Linked DNA regions of Homo sapiens: region 1 is linked to region 2. A link is a loop called in an ENCODE intact Hi-C map of the cell type or tissue named here. Cell type or tissue: mammary epithelial cell. All regions are shown on one strand.

Evidence for each region. Peaks named below come from ENCODE experiments on the same cell type or tissue, not always from the same donor. Only the 100,000 strongest peaks of a DNase experiment are listed, where the experiment ranks them.
Region 1: a loop joins it to region 2, with 4 times the contacts of the local background. A loop is called at or near these places in 2 of 110 quality-filtered maps.

What each region holds. Positions count from the first base shown.
Region 1 is chr14:34,032,679-34,040,678 of GRCh38, forward strand. It overlaps EGLN3-AS1 (EGLN3 antisense RNA 1), which reads left to right and starts at 7,303. Exons shown (of 3, transcript NR_184209.1): 1 at 7,303-7,492. The region is part of intron 5 of LOC102724945 (a long non-coding RNA gene); the gene reads right to left. In mammary epithelial cell, no CTCF peak of the experiment used is centred here; a DNase peak (open chromatin) is centred at 3,193; H3K27ac peaks cover 1,959 bases.
Region 2 is chr14:34,223,800-34,231,799 of GRCh38, forward strand. No RefSeq gene overlaps it. Among named protein-coding and RNA genes, the nearest start is that of EGLN3-AS1, 190 kb to the left of the region's middle. In mammary epithelial cell, a CTCF peak has its summit at 4,399 (motif pointing left); no DNase peak of the experiment used is centred here.

The DNA.
Region 1 (8,000 bases), 190 kb before region 2:
GAGGACTACTGATTAATTACAAGGAAAACACACTTCCTAACCCAAAAGTTACTTTAAAAGGTGTCGACCCTGTTGAAATGACTAGAAAAACTGAAAAGGTGGAGAGGCCAATGCATTATTATTTTTTTAAACTCATATTCAAATCTTACTTGTTGAGCACCTACCCTATTCACAGAAGTTACTGGATCTGTCACATGTCACACGAGGTAAGTGGTGTTATCTCCTTTTCAGAAACGAGAAAACTGAGATTCAGGAGCATGTATGTGAGTTTACTTTGTCTCTTAATTAGCTCATAAGTTTTTTGAAGTGAGCCCATGTGTACTCAAACCTATAGTGTCTTCCACAGTGTCAAAGAATGCTACATGTTCGACAGATACTTACTGAGCCTCAAAAGTAAGATGTCCTACCTTTTTACGGAAGACATGTCTTTGGTAATTTTTCTCCTTCTATACACCAGAAGCCACCTCCTCTCGCCTCTCAGAACCCCCACGTGGCAGCCAGGAGAATGAGCCCCCAGCCTTCCATCCACAAGGAGTGCGTAATTAACAGAGCGCCTCAGGTGCTGAGCTCCGGAAGCCCAGGGCCAGGTCCCACCTCCTATGGGCTCCCAACCTTCAGTTGACTTTGTCTGGCCTAAAGTCCTCCACGGCCTTGCCAAACTTTCCTCAGACTGCAGAGGAAGGTATAAAGCACTCCACCCAGGCTGGGTGCGGTGGCTCATGCCTGTAATCCCAGCACTTTGGGAGGCTGAGGCGGGCAGATCAACTGAGCTCAGGAGTTCGAGACCAGCCTAGCCAACATGGCAAAACCCCATCTCTACTAAAAATACAAAAATTAGCCAGGTATGGTGGTGTGTGGCTGTAGTCCCAGCTACTCAGGAGGCTGAGGCAGGAGAATCATTTGCACCTGGAAGGCAGAGGTTGCAATGAACTGAGATCACTCCACTCAACTGCAGCCTGGGCAATGAGTGAGACTTCGTCTCAAGGAAAAAAAAAAAAAACACAACACTCCACTCAGCCTTCCTTTCTTCACTCTAGGATCAGACTTACAGTGTGACGACTGTTTTACCTTCCTTTAGCTCCCTTGCCACTTTCTCGTAGACTTTCACACTACTAAAATCCTGCCATGTTTGATCTTGTCTTGATGTCTGCTTCTTGGGGGACTGGGGACTAACATGCCCCAGTTTTTGCTTGAATAAATAATCTGTAATCTTCATTCCCTTAAGAATATTTAGCAAACACCTATTATGTGCTGGGAATACAGGGGTGAACAACAAAAGCATCTGTGCCCTCATCAGTAACAGATTAATCAAATAATTGCAAAAATTAAAAGTAGAGGGACCTGTGATGAGATGAGAGGGGAGAACCTGACCTATTCTATGGGAGTGGGAGAGAATCCCCTGAAGGATGAGGAGTTAACCAGGCAGAGGTGTGAAGTATTTCAGGCTGATGAACAGAAGGTGCAAGGCCCTGGGCTAGTAGGGAGCTCCCCAAACAAAAGGACTTGGAGGAGGCTTCAGACAAAGGAGGGGAATGCAGAGCAATGTGACTGAAGAGGACGGCCCTTAAGAGACTGAAGAGGATGGCCTTGTGGGCCATCTTGGGAATTTGGAAAGACAATTTCTCTTTCTAGAGTGCCAGCTCTTTGAAAGCAATTACCTTGTAGCAGCCCTCTTTGCTAGTTCTGCCTTGCACAATGCAAATGCTCACTAAATATTTGTTGAATCAAACTAATAGAAATCAGTAAGGAAATAACTCAATTTTTTTGTGTGTGTTATTCTCCCTATCACCAACGGCACAGCAAATTAGCCAAATGCGTCCACCACATAGAAGCTTCTGGCCCCTGCTGGCTGATAAAAATCATCACAATGAGGATGATAATTCCCAGGCATTGGTTTAATTGTTGGAGAGACACAAGCAGAGAGATGCTGCAGAACATGCTCTGGATCAAACTGTCCAAGTACTGGTCCATCCGGGTGCGGTGGCTCATGCCTGTAATCCCAGAACTTTGGGAGGCCAAGTCAGGCAGATCACCTGAGGCCAGGAGTTCGAGACCAGCCTGACCAACATAGTGAACCCCGTCTCTAATAAAAATACAAAAATCAGCTAGGCATGGTGGCCCACGCCTGTAATCCCAGCTATTCCTACTGAGGCAGGAGAATCGCTTAAATCTGGAAGGTGGAGGTTGCAGTGAGCCCAGAGCACCCCCCACTGCACTCCAGCCTGGGAGACACAGTGAGATTCTGTCTCAAAAAATATATATATATTGACCTTACCACTTCCTACTTGGGTGACCTTAAGTTACCTAATGTCACTGCATCTCAGTGTCCTCATCTGTAAAGCAGAATTGATCCACTACCTCCATTGAAGCACTGGGGATGGGAGATGGGTACAGGAAATTGTTATAGAAAGTACCTTCAGCATACTGTCTGGTGCAGAGCAAGCGTCCAATAAATGGTACCAATTGTTAATATTCACACGTGGTCCTCTCGGCTGAGATAAGAGAACATGCACAGGGAGACTTCCCAAACCAGAGGGAGTTGTCACAAACTGTCATCAGAAGTGCATGGGATCACTTCTGATGCAAGAGGCCAGCTTTAAGGACCCACTGGGTAGGCCGCAAACCTTGATGCCTGGCCAAGCCCAGGCTTGCACTTTACACACTTGGACTCTGAATCCCACAGTAGTATTTAAATATAGATCTGAACACCAGACTAGACAGTGCACCACTAATGTGCGGGTATATGCAACATGCTCAAAAGGCAAACAGCGGCTAGGGAAAGGACACACTGCTTCTAGCTTTTCTGTCCTGGAGGACAGAGGCTGCGCCTTTTTTTGGCTCCATTTCAGAGCAGTAAAAGGCAGCATCATGAGCAGACACGGCCTAGTTCCTGCCTCTCAGGTTTGTTTTCCCATGTGGGACATTGCAGTTAGATCCTGAGCTTAGAAGAAAATGCCTACGGAATCAAAAAGGATAAAAGGAGGAAAAATACCTGGCTTCTGCCCCAAACGCTGTGCCCTAGCTGGCTCCAGCTGCCTTGGAATGGGGCAGGGTGGTTGGGTTGTAATTGCCCGGGCAGAGATATGAGGTATGCAGGCCTACGTGCACTGCCTCACACATCACTTGGCTGGGAGGGGCTCTGTTTAGTCAGTGTCCAGCTGATAACGACCTGAATCCTTAGGATGCCAGCTGCCTGCCAAGCTGGACATGTACAGACAGTGGCACCCAGAGGTCCAGGAGACAGAACAAAGGGCCTGTTACTGAGTCAGCCCTGTCTAAGTGTGTCATCCTTACTGAAAAAGGTTTTGGGCAGGCTGGCAGAGAGGCTATGTCCCAGGAAGCCCAGAATTCTGGAATGGAGACAGTCAAATTCTAAAGGGGTTCTCTGCTGGCAGATTCCTGTCATTGATTCAACCTGGGCTCTCTCACTAGGATCTGGCAGTTGGGCCATACCTTCCTAAGAGTATTCTTTTCCCTGCCTCCCACTGTTGCCAGGCCCAGCTGGTGCTGGCTCTCTTAGTGCCCTCTTGTTTAGGGGGACCGCATCCATCAGGGCCTTAAACCTTCCCTCTCCCCTTTTCACCAGGACATAATGATATTAATGATGGCTAACACATATTTAGGACTTACATCAGCCACTTACTGCTCTAAGCACTTCACATATATGTTGACTAATTTACTCATCACAACCACACTATGAGATGTGTACCATTATTTTCCCATTTAACAGATGAGTAAACTAAGGCACAGAGAGTAAATACCTTACCCAAAGTCATGCAGATAGCAAGGTGACAGAGCCAGGAAGCAAGTCCAGGTGGTCTGAACCCAGAGTCCCTGCTCCTAACCATTATGCTATATTTCTTCTCGGTTCATGACCAAGTTCTTACTGATTAAAATTAGTTTAAAATCAACCGATTCCTAGGCCTGCTTTTCCAGAATGAACAGCACTCAAGCTCAGAGCTGGGATTTCATAACTTCCTATTTTGTGTATAGTAAAATTGAGAAATGTTTACAAATTAGGAGAGGCTAGGAAGGGAAGCCAAGCAGCTCAAAAATGTGATATCAGCTTTGTGATGAAAACTGGTCTTTTCAGCCAAGTGAGTACTTGGACAAAATATCCCTCTCAATGCAAGCTATGCCTTAGATTTTCTAGTTTAAGAGACACTTGTGATACTAAAATTAGTCGGGTGTGGTGGCGGGCACCTGTAATCCCAGCTACTTGGGAGGCTTGAGGCAGGAGAATCACTTGAACCTGGGAGGCAGATGTTGTAGTAAACCAAGATCACGCCATTGCACTCCAGCCTGGGTGACAGAGTGAGACTCTGTCTCCAAAAAAAAAAAGAGACACTTGTAATTCAGTTAGGGGAACTGGGTACATAGTTAGGAAAAGCAGCTCATGGTTTGTTTATACCACTCCCCACTCCCACCACCACCCAGGCACCTCACCCCAGGCAGAAATAGCAGCCTTACAAATTTGAATGTTGTGGCCAGATTCGTGAGCCAGTCCCAGAAAGAGGGAATTCTTTGTAGCCATGGAAGTAATGGATGATCTAACATTACTGACCACTTAATCGCTAGGTACTTTATGTCATTTAATGCTCGCAAAAAGCCTAGGACATTGTTACTATTTTCCCCATCTTGTAGATGAGAATGCTGATGTTCAGAGATCTTATATACCTGCTCAAAGTAAGTCCTGGTGAATCTAGGACTCAAACCCCATCTGAATCCAAACGAGGGAAGGACTCAGTGCCAATTCAAGTCCAACTTTCCCAGGAGCCTTCCCTGTCTCCTCTGACCCACGTCAGCCCCTGTATTTTGACACAACTCTATTACCTGTCATCTTGGCCACAATCTGCACTTATTACCATTGTTTCATGCTGGGCCAGTCTTATTAGCCAATAAGATTGTAAATTTTGGGGAGCAGTGACACTGGGTTGAATTTTGTTTCTGGCTATTTCAGGACAGACAAACTGGGAGAGCTAAACACCTAGAACCACAGCCTGGTCTCCCTAGTCGCGGTAGGTCCGTCACTTCATCCCTAGAAAGTGCCAGTTTGGCTTTACGAGTTTCTAAACCATTCATTGGGAATAGTTTACATGTTATGCTTGCCCTCCTTTGTCAATCTCTTTACTGCTACTGCAGTTGGGTCCAGATATTGCAAATCCTCCCCGAAAGTAACTAATTCTGACTGCATTGTCACAAACTTGGGTTTAGCACAAGAGGGAAAGGTAGCTGAGTTTCCAATTCTGCTTCTCTTTGACTGTAGCTCACCATGCTGCAGGCCCTTCCTCCCATGATGGTGCTAACCAACATAAGCCCTAAGCTCTAATCTCAACCCTCTCCCAAATCCCAACATGTCAGACTAAATAATAATAAGGCCACAGGGCAGGCACACTGAGGCATGTGTGCATCATTACCCAAGTCAAAACCAAGATATATTCCAGGGCAGTTTACGATGCAGAAGTCACCCTTTAATTTAACAAACAAGCAAGAGGGCTGGGTGTTTCCTTCATTTCCCGAAGTAAAGAGCAAAAGCTTTTCTCATAGTAAAAAGCCTGAACCCACTCAACCTGATCCTGTCCTCCCAGTCAACAAGCACATTGATGTCAGTAAGAGTGTCCAGACATATAATCATGTATGAAAGTCAACAAAAGGAAGGCATCATCTCTTTCTGCCACCTCTCCAGAAGATGTGATAGTGAAGGTGTTGTCAGCTAACTGCTTCAAAGGCAAGCAGGGCAGTAGGCTGTTCCATGTCCCCTGGGAACATGAACATTACTTCACACTACGATTTACTGAAACAAAAGCAAACAGGGACCAGCAGAGACAGCTGTGAAATGAGATGGTGACATCTTCCTGATGCCTTTCAGCTGCTTGGATCTCCCCATTTTAAGACAGATAATGAGGCCATCTTAGGCTCAGCCCTTTTCTGATCCCATCTCTTTTCACTACAATGTACCTGTGCAGTGTGCTGATCCCTCCATGTTTTTAAAGGGAAGTTCCTCTGATCAGTGACTCCGTCGGAATATGTCGATGTCTAGCCTCACACTACAGGGTGATGACAGGCAGCCTTTTTTTCCCTCCTCTTAGGTTATACGAGCGTCTTAAACATAGTGGAACTCACAATTCCAGCTTCATTCCAAACTAGTGAGATATTTCTCAGCTGCTTCCTCCACCTGCTCCTGAGGTCCAGAGTACAGGGCATTTGCCTAAGTCAGCATGCTAGGTGATAACCACAAAGCTTTTCCTGCCAACCTTGCCATTTCCAAGCCCTTCTCTAACTGCATTCTCCTCTATTCTAGTCTCAACTCTGCTTGCTATTGGTGGAGTGCTTCTCCAGGGATGCATGTGGAGGAAAAGGAAAAGGAACCAGAGATGAAGGGGACATCCTCCTCCCTGGCACTGTCTCCATCTCTCCACAGTTCACCCATCATCTCCATTGGAAGGAAGGTACTCATGATCTTCACTGGAAGGAAGGCACCCAGAACCGCCCTGCAGAGACCATGAAATTAGTTGAGTGCTTCTCAAGAAATCTGTGATAAAGGGCCCGCTGATTTTTTCTAAAATTTCCAATCTACTATGAATCCTCAATTTTGTAGAATAAACAAAAATGAATTATTAGAAAAGAGTTAAAAATAACAGGCATATAAAATACAAGCTCAACTTTTTTGTTATTATGTCATAAAACTATTCCATCATATTGCTATGAACGTTTCTAAACAATTGCTCTCCATTTCTTCCCTTGTCCACAAACCAGCACGGGTTTGAGTCTCCCTGCTCTAGCTCAAGGTCTTAGCTATTTACTTAACCACTCAGAGCCTTGACCTGTTGTTTCTGCAAGATGGAAGAACAGTCATTACCTCAGCTGGTCAATGATGTCCCACATCTATATAATTCCAGGGACTCATTCCTGATTCTCCCTTAAGTTCTGAAAATATTTCAAAGACAGTAAAATAATGCTGAACTTCTGAGGAGGGTATTTGTTTGCATTTCTTACTGCTGATCTGGAACTACCTAATATTAAAGCACCTTGGAGAGTAATGAAAGAAATACACAAGAGAAGAAGAGGCAAACACTGGTGGGTCACTCACTGTCTCAGGGCTTCCTTTGTGGAACCAATAGGTATTTTGAAAAGCATCCTGAAAACATGTCAAAGGTCTAAGGATTGTTATCATTGGGGCTGGTGAGTCATGGCCCAGACAGACAGTAATACAGGTGCCCAATCGGCTGCTGTCTATCCAAAACATGCCACTGGACTGTGAGGGAGGCAACCCTTAAAATGGTGTGAAATAGAAAAAGAGGACAAACTTGTCTGCAGCACTCAGGAGGCTCAGGGAATTAACCAGGAGGGAACAGTAGCCCGGTTAAAATAGTTTCTGTACTTCCAGAGGAAGCAATTAAATCTCAGCGTCTACCATGGCAAAAGACCGATTGTACTTGAGGAACAAAATCGGGGATGATCATCCTTTAGTGGCGGGAAGCTGGAAAATGAGGTAGGACATATAGGGTGATGGGCAGGACTCTGCTATGGACTGAATATTTGTGTCTCCCTCACCAAATTTATAAGTTGAAACCTAAATCCCCAATGTCATGGTATTTGGAGGTGGGGCCTCCAGAAGTTTTTATATCATTATGGTGGAGCCCTCTTGAATGGGATTAGAGCCCTTATAAGAAAAGACATGACAGAGATGCTCTCTCTCTGGTTTCTGCCATGTGGGGATACAAAGAGAAGATGGCTATTTCTAATCCAGGAAGAGGGCCCTCACTAGACACTGGATCTGCTGACTTCTGAGCCTCCAGAATTGTGAGAGATAAATTTCTGTTATTGAAGCTACCCAGTCCATAGTGGTTTGTTATAGCAGCCTAAACTAAGACTCTATTCCACCAGAAGCAATTTTTAAAATAGCTTTATTGGCATATAATTGGCATCCAATACACTTCATGTGTTTACAATATAAAATTTAATATGCGTTGACACAGGCACACACCTACAAAACCATC
Region 2 (8,000 bases):
AATAAGTGAACTAATGAATGAAGGAATGAAGAAATCTAATTAAAGAGTCTAGGATGCAGCCTACAGAGACATGACTGGAATGTGATTGCTCTAAAAGAAAGCTGTGACTTAATCAATAGTATTAACATATCTGAAGAAAGAATGTGTCCACAGAAGGAAGGCAGTCTGCCCAGAGTTCAGAAAAATGGAGCACTATTGAATTTGGTGTTTATCCAATTGTGCCCAAGGGAGAGAGGGAGTACATATGGCATTGATAGAAAGATGTACCAGGATTGCTTAGTTCACTTCAATAGTCTTTGTAAACCTACTATGTGCCATGCTGTACAGTAGGCACTGTGAACGAACACACACAGACACACACACACACACACACACACACACACACAGTTCCTAACATGGAGGAACTTGCAGTGATAGTAGGAGAGACCAGCACATAAACAGTTCTTAAATGCTCAGTGCTACAACTGAGATATGTGAAAGGTGCTACTGAGTACAGAGGAGAAAACCTTAGTCCAAGGTCTGGGAAAACTTCCTGAAGTGACCCTTGAGCTGTGTTTCAACAAATAAGCAAGTGTCATCCAGGCCATAACAGACACAAAACAATTATAAGCAGAAGAACCAGCAGCTGTCCACATCACAGCATGTCAGGGATAAAAATAGTGCCTATTGCCTATTAGTCCAGAGACAGAAGATGGTGTATTTAAGTAGCCTGCAATTTATCCTTAGGGAAATAGGGAACCTTTGAAGGATGCTAGCTGGGGAATAACAAGATAAACTTGCATTTTAGAAAGATCATTCTGGCAGGAATATAAACAATGGAAGTGAATATAAAGAAAAGCCAAGAAGGCCTACAGACAAGTTTGAAGTTATTATCAAAGACCCTGGTGAGGCTCTGTCCTAGATCAAGGATAGCTAGGATAAGGAGAAGAGGGAAAAGTAAATATTTAGGAAGCGATGTTGACCGGTTGGATGGGAAGCTTGAAAGAGAGATGAGAAATCAAGAGTGATTCCAAGTTTCTGGCTTGGATGCGGTGTTAATGGTTGATTGGATGAGAAGGATGAAGAGATAAGGAATCTAAGATGATTCCAAGTTTCTGGCTTGGATGACCAAGTTGATGGTAATATCATGAACCAGGATAGAAAATATAAGAGGAGCAGCAAATTTGGATTTGGAAGCTGAAGAAAATGAGTCTTGTTCTGAACATGTTGAAGTGTCCATTGGACATCCAAGTGGAGCTGTCCATCCAGTGGGCTATTGTATACATAATTCTGCAACTCAGAAGAATCATCAGGGATAAATACTTGAGCCAGGTGCAGTGGCTCCTACCTGCCATCCCAACAACTCAGGAGGCTGGGGTGGGAGGATCACTTGAGGCCAGGAGTTTGAGACCAGCCTGTACAACACAGGGAGAGCCCATCACTACAAAAATAAAAATAAACTAGCTGGGTGTGATGGTGTGAGCCTGTAATCCCAACAACTCAGGAGGCTGAGGCAGGAGGATCACTTGAGCCCAGGAGTTTGAGGCTGCAGTGAGCTATGATTGTGCCATTGCACTCCAGCCTCAGTGACAGAGTGAGATTCCATCTCTAAAAAAAAATAAATAAATAAATATTTGAACATCGTGATCAAAGAGATAATAGTTAAAACCATGAGAGTAAGCTATCACAAGGACAAAAAACCAAACACCGCATGTTCTCACTTACAGGTGGGAATTGAACAATGAGAACACGTGGACACAGGAAGGGGAACATCACACTCCGGAGACTGTTGTGGGGTGGGGGGAGGGGGGAGGGATAGCATTTGGAGATATACCAAATGCTAAATGACGAGTTAATGGGTGCAGCACACCAGCATGGCACATGTATACATATGTAACAAACCTGCACATTGTGCACATGTACCCTAAAACTTAAAGTATAATAATAATAAAATTAAATTAAATTAAAACCATGAGAGTAAAAGAAATTAGCCAAGAATGGATAGAAAGATGGATGGATCAATGGAAGGGAAGAAAAGAAATAAGCTAATTAAAATGAGATTATTCTATATTAGCTAGCTTTAATTTTTGGAAAGTTAGAAAACTTTGTTTTACTTAAAAAAGGATAAAGAAACTGAAGAAAGTGAAGGAGAATAAACTTCAAATAAACGTTTCCTTGCCAGTAAAGTTATTATTTCTTAAAAGAGCCTTCTACGTTAAGAAAAAAAATATTAAAAAAAATAAAGTGGCTAGTCATTCAAAAAACAAAAAAACTTTCTGCTAAGAAAGATGAGGAAATTGGTACTCTCACACTCCCACCCATATTCCCTGATAAGGATTATAACATTAATTCTCTATTCTGTTACCATTTTCTACTTTTGTTTAGACTTAGTTCTTACATTTACATGAATTGAATGCCCACTACCAGTCTTTTACTGTGACTGTTTCATTCCTGAGTCCTTCACTTTGTCCTTTATTTTTACCTCTTGTGTGGCTTCATCTTGTCACTAACTTTTTTTCCAAGAAGTGTTTGTACACCCTGTAATTCTTGGGTCAATACATAAGAATGTTTACCTGTTATCTTTATATTTGACCAACTCCTTGGCTGGATATAATATTTTTGAGTCACTCTTTTCCTCAGAAATTTGTAGACATTACTTCATTGACTATTGGCACTGAGCAAAAGTCCAAGGCTAGCCAGATTTTCCCTCTCAATAAGTGATTCTCAAAGCCCATGTCTTTAACCAAATGTAGGGGAAAGAAAACTCAATCTCTCTCAATATGTTTGGCTCCTTGATGGTTTGAGGTGGACAAAACTCTCTGGCAATATTAAACAACATTTAAAAGCTACAAGCAGGCCCGGCGTGGTGTCTCACACCTGTAATCTTAACACTTTAGGAGGCCGATGCGGGCAGATCACTTGAGCCCATGAGTTCAAGACAAGCCTGGGCAACATGCTGAAACCCTGTCTCCACAAAAAATACAAAAATTAGCCGGGCATAGTGGCACAGGCCTGTAGTCCTAGCTACTCAGAAAGCTAAGGTGGAAGGATCACTTGAGCCTGGGAGGTTGAGGTTGCAATGAGCCCTGACCATGCCACTGCACTCCAGCCTGGGTAACAGAATGAGCCTTGATCTCAAAAAAATAAATAAGTAAAAATAAATAATAAAAGCTACAAGCCCTTCTCTGCCTCATTAAATCTTCTCATCCTTCAAGACTCTGCTCAAATGTTCCCCACCACCCTATAAGCCTTTCTCCTCCCTTCTTTCTAGGCAGAATTAGTATTTTCAAGGAGTAGTTATTCCATTTAGCATTGTAAGTATGCCTGTTTTCCCACTAAATTATAAACAGCTTGAGAGAAGAACCATGTTTTCTTCATTGTAACCCCAGCATATATCACTCAGCTATTAATAAACATCGTAAGGGTTCAATGTTTCCTGAGTAATCTATCCTCACTTTTCCCCCATACATATCTGAGGGACTCCTTACAGCAGGTGTGCACAAACATCAGCATGCATCCGAAATACCTGGAGGACTGGCTAAAACACATTGCTACACCCCATCCTCAGAGTTTCTGATTTAGAAGGTCTGGAGTGGGGCTCAGAAATTTGCATTTCTAACAAGTTCCCAGGTGATACCAATGCTACTGTTCCCAGAATCACACTTTGAAAACCATTAGAAATAGAAATAGACAGAACGAATCCTTGCAAATGGGAAAATGAGGTTCAGAGGAGGACCTTACATTCGTCTCCAAAAGCATCCACTTCTGAACTAAGTCCACAAAACTGTAGACTAAGTGATTTCTTATAGCATAAGACTAGAATTAGCCCAAATATTAGAGCATGTGGCCCACGAGAAAAGACATTTCATGACGCTTCCCTTAATTTTTCTTTCTTGATTCATCTTATCACTCATGAATAAAGTACCCTCAATCAGTGTTATTTACCATGATTCTCTATTATAACTATTAACTGTACCCACCTTAATTCAATGGTCAGGTGGGAGTATACATGCAGAGGGAATTCATGTACTTCAAACTCTCCTTCAAAATAAAACAATAATAATAGTCATTTAAAAATCCATTTCTCTCTCACCCTTATTGTGTTTTCTCAGGCTTTTCATTCTGTCTCCCTGCCTTCTTATTTCCCACACACATGAAACAGTGGTGATTTTTAACGTCAAGATTTTGCAAACCATCGCCAGGTACACATTCCCCACCACATCATCCTTGCCATTTAGCCGTTCGGTCCCTGGAGAGGATGGTCAGTGGCCCCAAGGCTTCTACAGCAACTTCTAAGTGGTGATTTTTGTGCTCCTTTCCCTAAAGGGCTTGAATTTCTCGGAGCACTAAATCTCCCCCGGTTTTCTGCGCGCTATCACGCGCTGCGGTGCACCAAAGTTGCGTTGCAGTGCCACCTACAGTCTGCTTCTGATAGAGACCCAGAGCCACCCAATCCAGGGCCCTCTCCACCAGCTGACCAGTTAAAGCAAAATACAGACATTCTGGATTCAAGTGGACTCTGCCTCTATAAGAAACTGCTCAGTACAAAGTCAAGGAGCCCTCCTATCTGAACTTCCATCTGGAACTATGGATTGCTAAACCGTTTGAAATGGTGTCATCAGCTTGGATTCTTGCTTCACATTGTGTTTTTAACTTTGGAAGTTTTAAACACCTTCATGGCAAGAGGCCTCCCGTGGTGACAGTATGAGAAGAGGAAAACAGTGGCTGCTGGGCCTTTCCTTTCTGCTTCTTGTGGTTGTGGCAGTGTTTGAGCTTCGTTAAGATCTGCAGGGTGAAAATCAGCTCGGCCCGGCCAGGGAGCCAGAATGAAATGGAGCGCCTGTGCGCGCATTCGGAAAGCAGCAGCCACGTTAGGAGCCTAGGGTCCATTCGCTCTCATTTAATGTTTCTTCTCAGGCAGAGAAGTACAGGCATCAAACATCCCGGCCCTTTTATGGCACATAAATCACAGGTCAGCGCCTTCCACGGAGGCTCCTGCTTGCTAAGTGAGTGGTTACACCAGGAGCAAGGAAGCAACATTTCAGCACACTTAGAGACCCAGGAGGATGAGCTGATTGCACAGGGCAGAGCCAGGAATTTCTCCCTACAGTTGAATGATTAAAACCTTTCTCCTGCTTGAGAACTGGGACATTGTTTCGAACTTTCCACAGGCAGCAGCTTGCACCCAGATCTGCCCTGGGTCCCAATCTGCCATTAACTCCTTTCTCAGAGAGTTGGTTTCCACAGCCCCTACAGAGCAGAGCAGGCTCTGAGACGCCATCTCTTGGCCCGCCGCTAATTGAACTAAGGTGAACTTTTTCCTCACTGAATCCACAGAATCTCTGTCTTGATGATTTATGTCAAGAGACTGAGAAAGCTGGAAGCTAAGCCACGTTAACAGGAGGGCCCTAAGTAAGGGTCCATGAACTTGGCCTGCTGAGGTCCTTGAAACTGCCCTGGCTTCTGCCATTCCTATGTCTACCACTGTGGCTTTTCTGTGGTTGATGAGTCCTGTACCCAAAACCAACTTGAGAAGATTGGGCTCCTTAGTACCGAAATTGGTAACTAAGACACGCTAAATCTTAGAGAACACACATCAGACTCATGTGGGGATTTCCGCTCACTACCCCACACCATGGGGAAGAATCTCCACAGCCTGCCCTCAGCCCACCAATGTTCCTGCCCTCCAGCCAAAGGCAGGAGATGGCTACCCCGTGGGGCAGGGGTGCGGACAAGGGAAGGCGGTGGAGACCAGTCCACAGACTGCTATCTACCCACAATCCATCACTGGTTAGCAACAAGAAAAGCACAGAAACAGTGTTGGGAACTACTATGACAATTTTTCAAAGCAATTTAATATTTATCAAATCTAACAATAAAAAATTAGAGCTTGTGTTTTGAATGTTGTTTTCCTTTTCATTTTTCTAGTATTTTATTTCTGTTGTATTTTATGTATTTATCCAAAGGAAAAGAAATAATTATATTGAAGAAACTCCTGCACCCCCACGTTTATTGCAGCACTGTTCACAATAGCCAAGATACAGAATCAACCCAGGCATCCAACAACAGACGAGTGGATAAAGAAAATGTGGTACATACACACAATGGAGTACTATTCAGCCATAAAAAAGAATGAAATCAAGTCATTTGCAGCAACATGCATGAAACTGGAGGACATTGTGTTAAGTGAAATAAGCTAGAGACAGAAAGTTAAATACCACGTTCTCACTCATATGTGGAAACTTCAAAAAAAAAAACGTTGGTAAAGGTAAAAGTAGCACAGAAGATACAAGAAGCTGGGAAGGGTAGGGGGAAGGGAGGGATAGGAAGAGATTTGTTAAAGGACACAAAATTACAGCCAGATAGGAGGAATAAGTTCTAGTGTTCTATACCACCATAGGATGACTGTAGTTAACAATAATATGTCACATAGTTTTAAGTAGCTAGAAGGAGGATATTGAATATTCCCAACACAAAGAAATGACAAATGTTTGGGATGATGGATGTGCTGATTACCCTGATCACTACACTTTATAATACTGGAGCATCACTATGTACCACTGTGAATATGTACAATTATTATTTGTCCATTTAAAAATTTTTAAAGTTTTTTCTTTAAAAGATTATCAGTCCACAAGAGATTGGAAATAAAAAACAAAACAACATACGTAAGTCTTTCATTATGAATAGTTTGAAGTGCACTACTTTAAATTCCCCTCTTCACTCTGGCCCAAGCCCCTTGGCCATCCAGCAGGCAGGATCTCAGAGAAGGCAGGAATGCAGCTGTGCCTTCTCTGCAAGGAAAAGCAATGACTCAAGCAGAGGCAAAGCCTACTGTTCACACCGATGAAGAGAACCCATGCTTGGATCATTCAGGCAGAGGCAGGGCCTTGGACTTAAGTCTAATTGCCCCAAACATTCCAATATAGAAAAGATCTTAAGACCCATGGCATCCTGATGGAGTTAAGGACAAGTATTCCAAGCCAGTCAGGAAGCACTTCCAAGAGCAAATTTTTGGGCTGCATCCAGGGGTGAGTCAAGTGGTCCAACTGAGTTTGGGGGACTTGTAACATCTCTAGTCAGTGTTTCTCTATGCCATCTCCCTCAAATACCCCCTACACACATATGCGCACACACACACACACACACACTTATTCTTCATCCCTCCCTGGAGCTTGTCCACTTCTCTGAGCAGCACCAATTTCCTTGCAGCCAGTAGCAAGAGCACAGATGTGGAGAATGCATGGCTCCCACATTTCTTGATATAGACTTGAGGTCTTGCCTTATCCTCTCCAAGGAAGAGCTGAGGCCACTGGGAACATGGAGTGGGCCCATAGGCCATGGCAAAGCCTCCCAACTCTAAGTCCTTTCTGTGTAAGTCCAGAAAATGAAATATTGACATGGAAACATCTTTCAAAAAGAAAAAACATGTGGCTCTTTAATACATGAAAATTTAAAAGTATAAGGAAAAGAGGAGGAACAAATAAATGGAGAGCAAGGCAGAAAAGGAGGCAGGAAAAGAAGAGGGGATAGAGGGCTATAAATTTCATGAGGGCAAAGAACATGTCTGTGTCCCAGTGCCAAGCACAGTGCTGGGCACATAATGGCACTCAACTCAGATTCAGTTTGTTGAGTGAATAAAGAAAAGAAGGAAAAATTGACACAGGAGCAAGGAGGGAGAAGATGCTCAAGAAGCATGCAGCTGCCCAGATTCCTCCTGGCATTCTACCCGGGATCTCACTGCTGTCCCTCCGGCCCACAGGAGGAAGCAGGCAGCGGGGAGGGCCTGGCTGCACGGGGCACATGCTGTGGGCAGGGTGGTGGCTGCACATGGGCTCCTTCTCTAAAGCAAGGCTCCTTGTTGGTCTCCTTCTCTCTTTCTTTTTGATTCCTGAAAAACATTGTTTTAATGCAGGGAAGAGTCATTGATTTCATTTGAAACAATGCCCAACAGGATATGGCGTCTCAAACAGCTCCTTGGCCCTTGGCAATTGTTGTGTGCAGGTGTTTCATGCAAGTGC